2 separate regions of the Mus musculus genome follow, and region 1 is linked to region 2. A link is a loop called in an ENCODE intact Hi-C map of the cell type or tissue named here. Cell type or tissue: heart. All regions are shown on one strand.

Evidence for each region. Hi-C counts contacts between places; a loop is a spot of excess contacts. Peaks named below come from ENCODE experiments on the same cell type or tissue, not always from the same donor. Only the 100,000 strongest peaks of a DNase experiment are listed, where the experiment ranks them.
Region 1: a loop joins it to region 2, with 1.8 times the contacts of the local background. A loop is called at or near these places in 4 of 42 quality-filtered maps.

The regions. Positions count from the first base shown.
Region 1 is chr10:96,726,770-96,731,769 of GRCm38, reverse strand. It overlaps Gm33897 (a long non-coding RNA gene), which reads right to left. Exons shown (of 3, transcript XR_871979.1): 3 at 3,846-3,983. Among named protein-coding and RNA genes, the nearest start is that of Gm33897, 14 kb to the right of the region's middle. In heart, a CTCF peak has its summit at 2,809 (motif pointing right); no DNase peak of the experiment used is centred here; H3K27ac peaks cover 339 bases.
Region 2 is chr10:96,644,450-96,649,449 of GRCm38, reverse strand. No RefSeq gene overlaps it. Among named protein-coding and RNA genes, the nearest start is that of Btg1, 30 kb to the right of the region's middle. In heart, no CTCF peak of the experiment used is centred here; no DNase peak of the experiment used is centred here; H3K4me3 peaks cover 388 bases; H3K27ac peaks cover 877 bases.

The DNA.
Region 1 (5,000 bases), 82 kb before region 2:
AGGAACAAAAGGGTCCCTAGAGTTGGATGAATAGACACACAGACACCCATACACACAGACACACAGAAACACACAGACACACACAGACTCACACAGACACACATATACACAGACACACATACAAGACACATATAAAAAGACACACATTCATAGACACATACAGAGACAAAGACACAGACACATAGGCACAGACAAACAAAAACACAGGGACATACACAAAGACACAGACACACACACATAGATACACACACAGACACACATAGACACAAACACACAAATACATAGACACATGCACAAACATACACATAGATACACACACATACAGACACCCACACACAGACACATACATTCACAACCACACACACACAGTCACACACAGACACACACACAGAGACACACACACTGAACAACCCCCAAACCACAAACACATGAAAATTAGAAGAAAATTATAAAGAAATTGAAAAGATGTCAGAAGGAAGAAAGACTAAATTCAAGAGGCCAAAGGCACAAATAGTTGTTTCATTTAAGATTTAAACAATGGTGGGGAAATACCAATGAAGTCATATAAAAATGTATTGCAAATGAAAGATTACACAAAAAGAAAGAAAAAAAAACTTAAGAATAACCAGAAATATTTTTGGAGTAACTCCGTGCAATTTTTTGAAACTGAGTTTGGTTGATAAAGAAATTTCAAATGCTTGCGGAATAAAGTTTAGTCACGAGCTAATTGCTAAATCCCTAGCAGTCAGTCTTCCTACAGTGAGGGTGTAATCAGTCAGGAGACCCCAGCACGCCATGAATGAGATGCTGTTTCTGACAATTCTTCCTGCTAGAAGAGGGGAGCAACAGGCGCAAAGCTCTTCTAATGCTCCAGACATCAGATGTCCAAAAGCTCACGCCTGCCAAGACACTACCAGCTCGGGGCTCGAACACTGTAAAGAATTCATCTCTCCCTCTGTCCAGTGTTTATCCAGGACAAAAACTTTTGAAGAGTTCTAGAGAAACACTGCCCACCACAGTAGCAGGCTTGTTTGTTTCTAAGCATGTTTCCAGAGCTTCTCATGTGACCACACAAGGGCAGTGGGAAACAGGACTGTTAGATTACAGGGCCCAGAAAAGAACAGAACCATTGATTGGATGATTCAAAAACATTTCTAAGTGGAATTTTTCAAAAATGCACACACACACACACACACACACACACACACACAGAATAACATAAACACCATTTATAAGCCTCAGTAATTTGAAGTCCCAAGTTAGTTCTGTTTTATTTCCATCCTTATCTAGATCCTCACCCTCCACATAACTAGATTATACTGAAGTTAAACAAGGACTTTGTATCATTATACAAATACCTAAAGAGATGTGTAAGTACACATGCACACACGCATATACACATTTGTGAAAGAGAAGAAGAGTTTCCTTTTAAATAGATCCATGATTTCTTGTCATCACTAAAGACAATAAACAGTAAGACAAAGTTCTGATAACTATGCAGTCCCCTAATAGGTTCTTGATCCCCTAATCATCTAAATTCACTTTGTTTTTTGAGGAAGACACTTGCTATCTGGTTTGCCTATAGTGACCTGCGTAGGAAAGGGAATTCGCATGGAGTCTTTCCCACTTCATTTCTAGATTCTACACTTGGGAGTTGCTTCCCTGACAGCACCTAAAGATCCCCAACAGTCCAGTTTAGAAGGGTTGTGTTAGTTTCTCTCTCTCTCTCTCTCTCTCTCTCTCTCTCTCTCTCTCTCTCTGTGTGTGTGTGTGTGTGTATGTCTGTGTGTGTGTCTGTGTGTCTGTGTTAACACCTATCGATGTAAATGTGTTTGACATGCGTCAGCTCCTCACCGTTATTACATTACCGCATATGGAATGTCCAGTCTACCTAGTCAGCTCAGTTATAGATATAACCCACATGTTGTTCATCGCCTCTCTACCCTTGCTATGATCAATGATTCTAAGTTCCTGCTACATAACTCCAGCCTCCATGTCTGTGAACAGTCCCCCACCCTCAACCCCCACCCCACCCCACCCCACCCCCGACAAGCAACTCTAGTCCCTTTGAGTGGGGAACACGGTAAAGACTCTAGTCGACGCTGAGTTCTGACCCTTGGAAATGAACAAACGCTATGGCTTCTCCTCTCAGCTGCCTGTTGTGATTTCAAAAATCCCCTTTGTGGGAAGGTCTAGGGAATCAATATTTTTCTAGATTAAGATCTGTCTCAGTGACACTTGGTAATGACTAGCATACTGCAAACCCGCAGACTGCAGGATTTGACTTTGGTCTTAAATCTTCTATGCCAAAAATCCTAGTTCATCTGTTTTACCCCCATAGCATGCCAGCAGTCAGAAAGAGTGTGAGACAGAGGGAGGGAGATGCAAGAAGGAAAGAAGAAAAGATGGAAGGGGTGTAGAGGCCTAAAGATCTCCTTAATGCTTTTCCTATTACGACAATTATGTTTTGCTAAACATTTTTATGGTGCATTGTATGAACAACTCAGAATAAGTGACAAAACTCTCACCCCCCACCATTTCCATTTTCTTGTGAAGAGCACATTCAAAACTCTCTCTTCTAAAAGAAAACCAGCTGGAATGGGAGAAGAGTGCCTGAGAGTAGAGTGTTGGGGTACATATACATGAGGGTGCTGACCTAAAATTAATTAAATTTTTTTTCTTCTAGATTTTTCAGAATATACAGTAAATCATTGTGGTCTATTGGACCCATACAGGACAACAGAACAACTGTACCTACTCCCTTTTTGAAAAATGTATTTATTTTATGTGAGTCACCATCTCTATCTTCAGACACCCCAGAAGAGGGCATCAGATTCCATTACAGATGGTTGTGAGCCACCATGTGGTTGTTGGGATTTGAACTCAGGACCTCTGGAAGAGCAGTCAGTGCTCTTAACCGCTGAGCCATCTCTCTAGCCCTTACTCCTTCTATGCAGCTATAATTTTCCCATTAATATCATCCTGGGCTTTTCCTGTTCTGATAACACCAACTCTACTTTGTTTTGTTTTTTTTTTTTTCTATGAATCAATTCAGTGAATGAAATTCTGTGAATCAAACTTGCCTTGGAGTGTGACTTTTGTCCCTCTGTGTCAAGTTTCTTTTGCTTAACATAATTATATATATAATTTGACCTCATTTACAAGGCCACAAGTGTCAGGATTTTGTCCTTTTTAAGGCTGAAGCATATATACCAATGTGTATCTACATCTTTATCACTGTGATGGGCATCTAAGTTGACTCTGAATCTTGCTATTGTGAAAGGCAGGGGAATAAACACAAGAGAGCTAGGTTTATTTGATGTGCTGATTTCCCTTCCTTTGGGTACAAGACAGCCAGGAGATTGCTGGGCTAAAAGCTATTTCTCCTTGTAGTCTTGTAAGGACCCTTCAAGCTGTCCTTTCATATCAGTTATACTAATTCACATTCCCGTAACAGTTAAGGATATTTCTTTCCTGAGGTTGTCTCTATAGACTATGTTATCACAGTAACTCCTAGCTGTGAGCAGTAACTCCTAGCTATGATCGTGACACCAATTTGAGAATCTGGTCCCCGTTGAGTCTTTTCAGCTTTCAATTTTCTTAAAGACGACTTTGTTTTACACTTAATTTTTTTTATAATCACATTAAACATTCACAGCATTTGAATTCAAAATGAAAACAAACTATAGTCAGACTCTGGTTTCTAATTCTATCTCTTCTCCCCCACTTCCTCACATCCCCATAAATAAACTTTCCCTACAGTATTTTTATTTAAAACATTTATATTCTGATTACTTCTTTTCTTAGATGCAGATTGGCATATCAGATATATTTTTTCCACCATAATTTTTTAACCAGATACATTTTTCCATCATATTTTTTAACCAAACAATAAATCCCAGACATCTTTGCATACACTTACTAGTTATTTGTTTTTCTTCCTAGCTCCAGTGAGTATTTTTGGACCATCAGCAGGGCAGCTACTGGAAGGAAACATGAAAGATATTTTTTTTATTTTTTATTTTTTAAAGAAGATTGGAACTCTGTAGTAAACCTTCTTAAAATGAGTCACCAAGTTCACAGCCTGCCAGCCTCACGCTGGGGAAACTTCGAGTAGGTGGCTACACTTTGGAGAGGTGTGCGCAGTGTACAATCTCACCAGGCAAAACGCTTCGTTACTACAATTTTTCCTTTGCTTTGCATTTTAGGAAAGTAATGTTCCTTCCTATTTTAGCAGCACCATTTGCATTCCTATTATTCACACTGAGCTGTTATTTCCACTTTTATCTTCCCTTTGTTACTTGGTTTGTGCTCCTCCTCCAGGTCTTCACCTTGCCTTTTTTTCAGGTCCTTAAACCTTGTCCTACCGGAAAGGTGGAATAGCGCTGTGGACTTATGAGCCACACTGCTGGGGGGGGGGGGGGGAGTAATGATAGAGGTTCCCTTGAACCATTGCCAGCAATGCTGAGAGCATCCCACACACATTTGCTATGGAAACACCTTTATGACTAATGGGCTCTCAAAAGAAAGCGTTTGAAAACTGAAGCTAGAAGAGCTTTCTTTTTTTTTTCTTTTTTTCTTTTTTCTTTCCTTTTTCTTTCTTTCTTTCTTTCCCTCAAAATTGCTAGTTTCTGTATTATTCTGTATTATTATTCTGTATTATTCTGGATCATTTGTTTGTAAAGTGGATTCCTACAGCATAAGCTCTACATGTGTGTGCGTCACGAAAACCCGGTCTGCCCCCTCACCCGGTGCTTTAATTCCAAGAACCCTGTTCTCTGCTGTTATGTGTTTATGAGTTTGGGGTTTCAGGCTGAGTAAAGTTCTTTTCCTCAAAATGAAAGGTAAAACATTTCTTTCTCTTTTCTCTCCTTCTTTTGAGACAGGGTCCCAGGTAGCTCAGGGTACTCTCAGATTCACTACACAGCTGAGGATGGCTTTGAACTTCTAACCCTCTTGCTTCAACCTCCTAGTGCTGGGATTTCAGAGGTACCCATGCC
Region 2 (5,000 bases):
CTCAGAGGAAGGTTGAGCTGAAAAGAGTTGAGGAAGGAAGAATTAATGCCTGTGTAAATGGACTAAAAAGTTTGAGAAGGAGACCCATCGATTGATTTGGCGTGACTTTTTGTTGTTGTTGTTGTTCTGCGTTGTTTTTATCCATATAATTAAAAAAAAAAAAAACCATCATCTACCAACATGGGTGAATTGTCCTTGAAAAAAAAATACCTTGGAACAAATCAATTCTAATCCGTTGAATAAGGTTATACAAGAATCTGAATTTCAATATGTTTTTAGTTATCAGCATTCTCACATTTATCATAAAGTGCCTAAAAAGAAAAAGGAAAACAAAAAATAGGAAGAAGGGGGGAAGGAGAGGAGGAAGGGGAGAAGGAGGAAAGGAAGGGGTAGTGGTAGTTAGGGTCCCAGTAGGCGTCCCAGGCTGGCCTTGAAGTCACTCTGTGAGTTTCCCATCCTCTTGATTGAACCATCCCCATGTAGCTGTAATTACTGTGTGGAACAAGCTGCAGTTCAGAGACCATCTTGACTACCTCAGGTAAGACATTATAAACCTCCCATCCAGTAGACATGACAAATGGGAGAAAGAGGAAGAGAGAAGGTAGCCAAGACTTGTTTTGAAAGCCATGGTTGAACATGATGTACCCCTTATAAAGGCAGCACTCACTTGGGAGGCTGAGGCAAGATGGTTCTGAGTTCAAGGCCACCCTGAACTAGAACTCAAGTCCCTGACTCAAAAAGACCAAACAAAGGCCTGGTATGGTGTCATGTGCCTTCAATATCAGCTCTTGGAAGGCAGAGGCCATTCGATTTGTAGGACTTTGAAGCCAGTCTTGTCTGGATAGTGAGACTCTTGTCTCAAAAATAGACAAACCCCAAAACCAAACAGAGCTCAGTCAACTCTGTTGGAATTGTCCAAAGCAGCAGATTCAGAGGCATAATTCAGGTTCTAGGATGGGCAGATTCATTTCTGTTCAGATACATTTGCAACCTTGGGCTATGAGCCCAGTCCTGTGGATTGGCAGATGGAGACTTGAACGTTAAAAAAAAAAAAAAAGGCACCAGAAGAAGTTTTATCATCTGAACCCATCAGTCCACTTAAATTTCCACTCAGGCAGAAACAATGCCCTTCAGGCAATTCATACCCCAGCATTTGTTTAAAGGGCAACACGTAGGCTGACTGTAAGTCTAAGGCAGGGTTCAGGAAGGAAGCTTTAGGAAAAAAAAAAAAAACCTGAAAAAGTTGGTTCCATTTTCAGCGAGATAAAAGGGAAAGCAATGCCTAACCACTAACTATAATAATCTTTTGTTGTTGTTGTTTTTTCCAGATAAAAGTGATGAAAACAGTGGGGCTGTGAGAGCTTCTGGGCCAACCAAACTGATACGAAGGCTTTAGGGATGGGCTAAGGGAATGAGTCAAGTCCTACAGAAAGCTTCAAGGGGGGCACAGTTTCTCTGGAAGGGGGCATGTTGTTTAATAAATGCTGTGTGTGCCGCACAGTCGGGCTCTGAAACCTCTGCGGCTGCTAATGCAGCCACGGGGCATCTATGCATGGATGGCTACAGTCTTACTTAGAGATACCAACCTTTCTAAATCTCGATCAGTTACCATAACTCCAAAAATATGCTTGTGGTCTTTGTCTCTCTGTCTCTCTGCCTGTCTCTCTCTCTCTCTGTGTCTCTGTCTATGTGTGTGTGTGTGTGTGTGTGTGTGTGTGTGTGTGTGTGTGTGTGTGCGCGCGCGCGCGCGCACTGCGTACTTGTTTGAGGATGCTAAGAGACCACCCTCCACAGACATTCCTCAGAAGCTATCCTAACTTGTTTTTGAGGACCTGGGGCTGGTTGACTGGGCAGGCTAGTTGGTCAGAGAGCCCATCAATCTGCTTACTTCAGCATCCCCCAACACTGGGATTGAAATCACAAGCTTCCACACACGTTGTTTAGCCTGGGTGCTAGGAATTGAACTCAGGTCTCATCAATGCATGATAAGCACCTTTCGGACCCAGCTGTCTCCCCCTCATATTCTTTTAAGTATTTTTCTACCTTTTTTTTTTTTTGGTTGTCAACCCATAGGGCTGGCCTGTCCCCTATAGAATTCAGACTTACATTCTAGGAACAAAGGAAATAATTGTAGCTTGGCAGGGTGGTGCAGGCCTGAGATCACAGCACTCTGAGGTCGGAGGCAGGTGGGGGATGGTGGGATGGTGTGAGTTCCAGGCCAGTCTGAGCTGCATAGCAAGTCCCTGTCCCAAAAGAACAAAAAGTGCAAAAGTGATCTGTTGTTGTTGCTTATTTTAGGGGGAAAGAGGGTCTAGAAGACAGAACCACATTGGGGACCAATTCAGCTGCGGGGTTGGCACTGAGAAGTGAGGCCTGAGGGTCCCACAAATTCAATGCTACTCTCCTGGGGCTGTAGTGGTGGAGATAGGCAAGAGCATCAGATAGCCAAGGAGAAAGGAGTGAGAAGAGCCCCGCCCCCTTCAATTACCCATGCTCTATTTGTCCAGTGATCTAGGCCACTGAAAAGACCAGCAGCCACAGAGTTAAATTTATACCCCCTGTTTTTACATAAAGATGCGGGTTCTACCTCCTCTACTGAAGAAAACCCACAGTTCTCAGATCACCTTCCCAAGCCCCGCCTTCTGAGGATGGCTTTGTTTACCTGTAAGCACCAGGCTCTTAAATAAATTCCAGCAGCCAGCTCAAAATAAGCCCGTGCTTGGCGCTGATGGATTTATTTTCCCTTTGCTACAGCAGGCACGGACCACTTCTGTGTGGGGGAGGAGAGGGGAACGACAACGCAGCAGCTTGCCCGGGACTTCAGGGCCTGCCTGGCAACCAGCCTCTCTGCCCCTTCTGCAGCTTGGGCCTGACTACCTAGCTACTGAATAGTCGGATGGGAAGGGTTCAATTCAGGGTTTGCACTTTCCCAGCCATTAGCCAGCTGCCAACGCATTTCATTATCTTTGGAGAGTTTGTACATCAAAGAGAGCCCCAAACAGTGTGATCGAGTGGAAGTAACAGCGCCTGGTCAACATTGAAACTGGAAGCATTTTTTTTCTCCCTTCATGGATATAATGCCATCTGGCACCCAGGAACAGCAAAGGCCAGTGATGGAAAAACCCCACCTCCCTGTTTTGCTTATTGGTGTAACAGCTAATCCTGATAAAGGACATAGAGAGATTGCCTTGTGACTATCTTGTATATCTATTGTCTTACCCAACAGCCAAAAGCAAAGGTTGCTCGCTGGATTGCCAAATGGGTTGGGAAGAGAGGAACTTAAGGGAGTTCCTATTTGTCTTTTTGCCTATCGAATTGCTTACACTTACACACACACACACACACACACACACAGAGAGAGAGAGAGAGAGAGAGAGAGAGAGAGAGAGAGAGAGAGAGAGAGAGGAAAATGAGCTCTTCTTCCTAGAAGTCTTCTAAGGAGTAGCCAGCTTTGAAAGTCCCTTACTGGAATCTCTTGCTGTCACATAACTTCTTAACATCTGCTGTAAAAGCTTGGTTTTGGATTCTTTTGAAAAAATCCTCTCCTTGCCCTCCAGGATTTTAGATTACAGCCCACCAAATCTCCCACCACCACTGAAATCACTGTTCTCTTACAATTAAGGAGACAAAAAGAATCCAAAGACTGGCTGAGAGAGAGGCTGAGTAAACTTGAACTCAGTGCACAGGGCATTTAGGCAACATGTTTGCTGGGTAGGTGATTTTCAACTAGAAAATGGAGAGGTGGGGCAATGTGAGTCTCTCATTGCTTTCATTATTTTGACATCAGTCTTCCAAACAGAGGAAACAACCTCCACTTGGACAATTGTCTGCTCCGCTGAGAGGAGGACAAATGTCCGATTTATGGGATTTCATTTGTATGTTTTTTTTGTTTGTTTGTTTGTTTGGGTTGGGTTTTTGCAAATGTGCACAGTCAATTGTGTACTGCCACTGTATAGAAACTCTTCAGTGATTCCTGCCCCCCCAGTCATTACATCAACTCCTTCCTTCTGACCAACTCTCTGCTCTCCACCCACCCCTTCCATCTCTGTGAGGGGAAAAGTCTGATGTCTTGAGTTAAGATAGTTCCTCCTGGAGGAAAGTCACATCAAGACAGGATTGTGCCATTTAGGCTTAAGCAACCTAAGAAGTCTTCAGAGAATGGAAGCCTCCTAAGGCAGCTGTCCCTGTACACAAGTGGCTCTCAACTTTCCTAATCCTACAACCCTTTAATTGTAGTTATGTTATGATGACCCTCGGGTTATGGAGACACCCCCAACCATAAAATTATTACCTTAGTACTTATTAACTATAATTTTGCTATTATTATGAACTATAATATAAATAGTTTTGGAGAGAGATGGTTACCAACCGGAGCCATGACCCAAGGGTTGAGAACCTTTGCTATACACAGATGTGACAATTATGATGATTTTAAAAGTAAGTAGGTACCTACTTTGTATGCCCCAGTACAGGGGAACGCCAGGGCCAAAAAGGGGGAGTGGGTGGGTAGGGGAGTGGGGGTGGGTGGGTATGGGGGACTTTTAGTATAGCATTGGAAATGTAAATGAGCTAAATACCTAATAAAAAATGGAAAAAAAAAAAGAAAAGAAAAGCAATGGCTTGTGGCATGTCTTCAGGTCTACTTTTGATATCACTTCATCTGCTGAGTGCTTTTTCTGATTATTCTGGACTTGAGGTTGAAGCATTTAAAAGATGCGAGGATCTGCAGTTTGCCCGCTCTGACTGCTGAAGCACGGAGCTCCCGCTTGCTCTGACAGGCTGAGTAACCAATACTTAACCTGCAAAGGAGTGGACAGCAGAGCAGCGAGTAAGAAAGCAATGCTGAATTCCTTCCTTAAAATGTTGCAAACCAGCTGGGCATGGTGGCGCATGCCTTTAATGCCAGCACTTGGGAGGCAGAAGCAAGTGGATGTCTGAGTTCAAAGCTAGTCTGGTCTACAGAGTGAGTTCCAGGACAGCCAGGGCTACACAGAGAAACT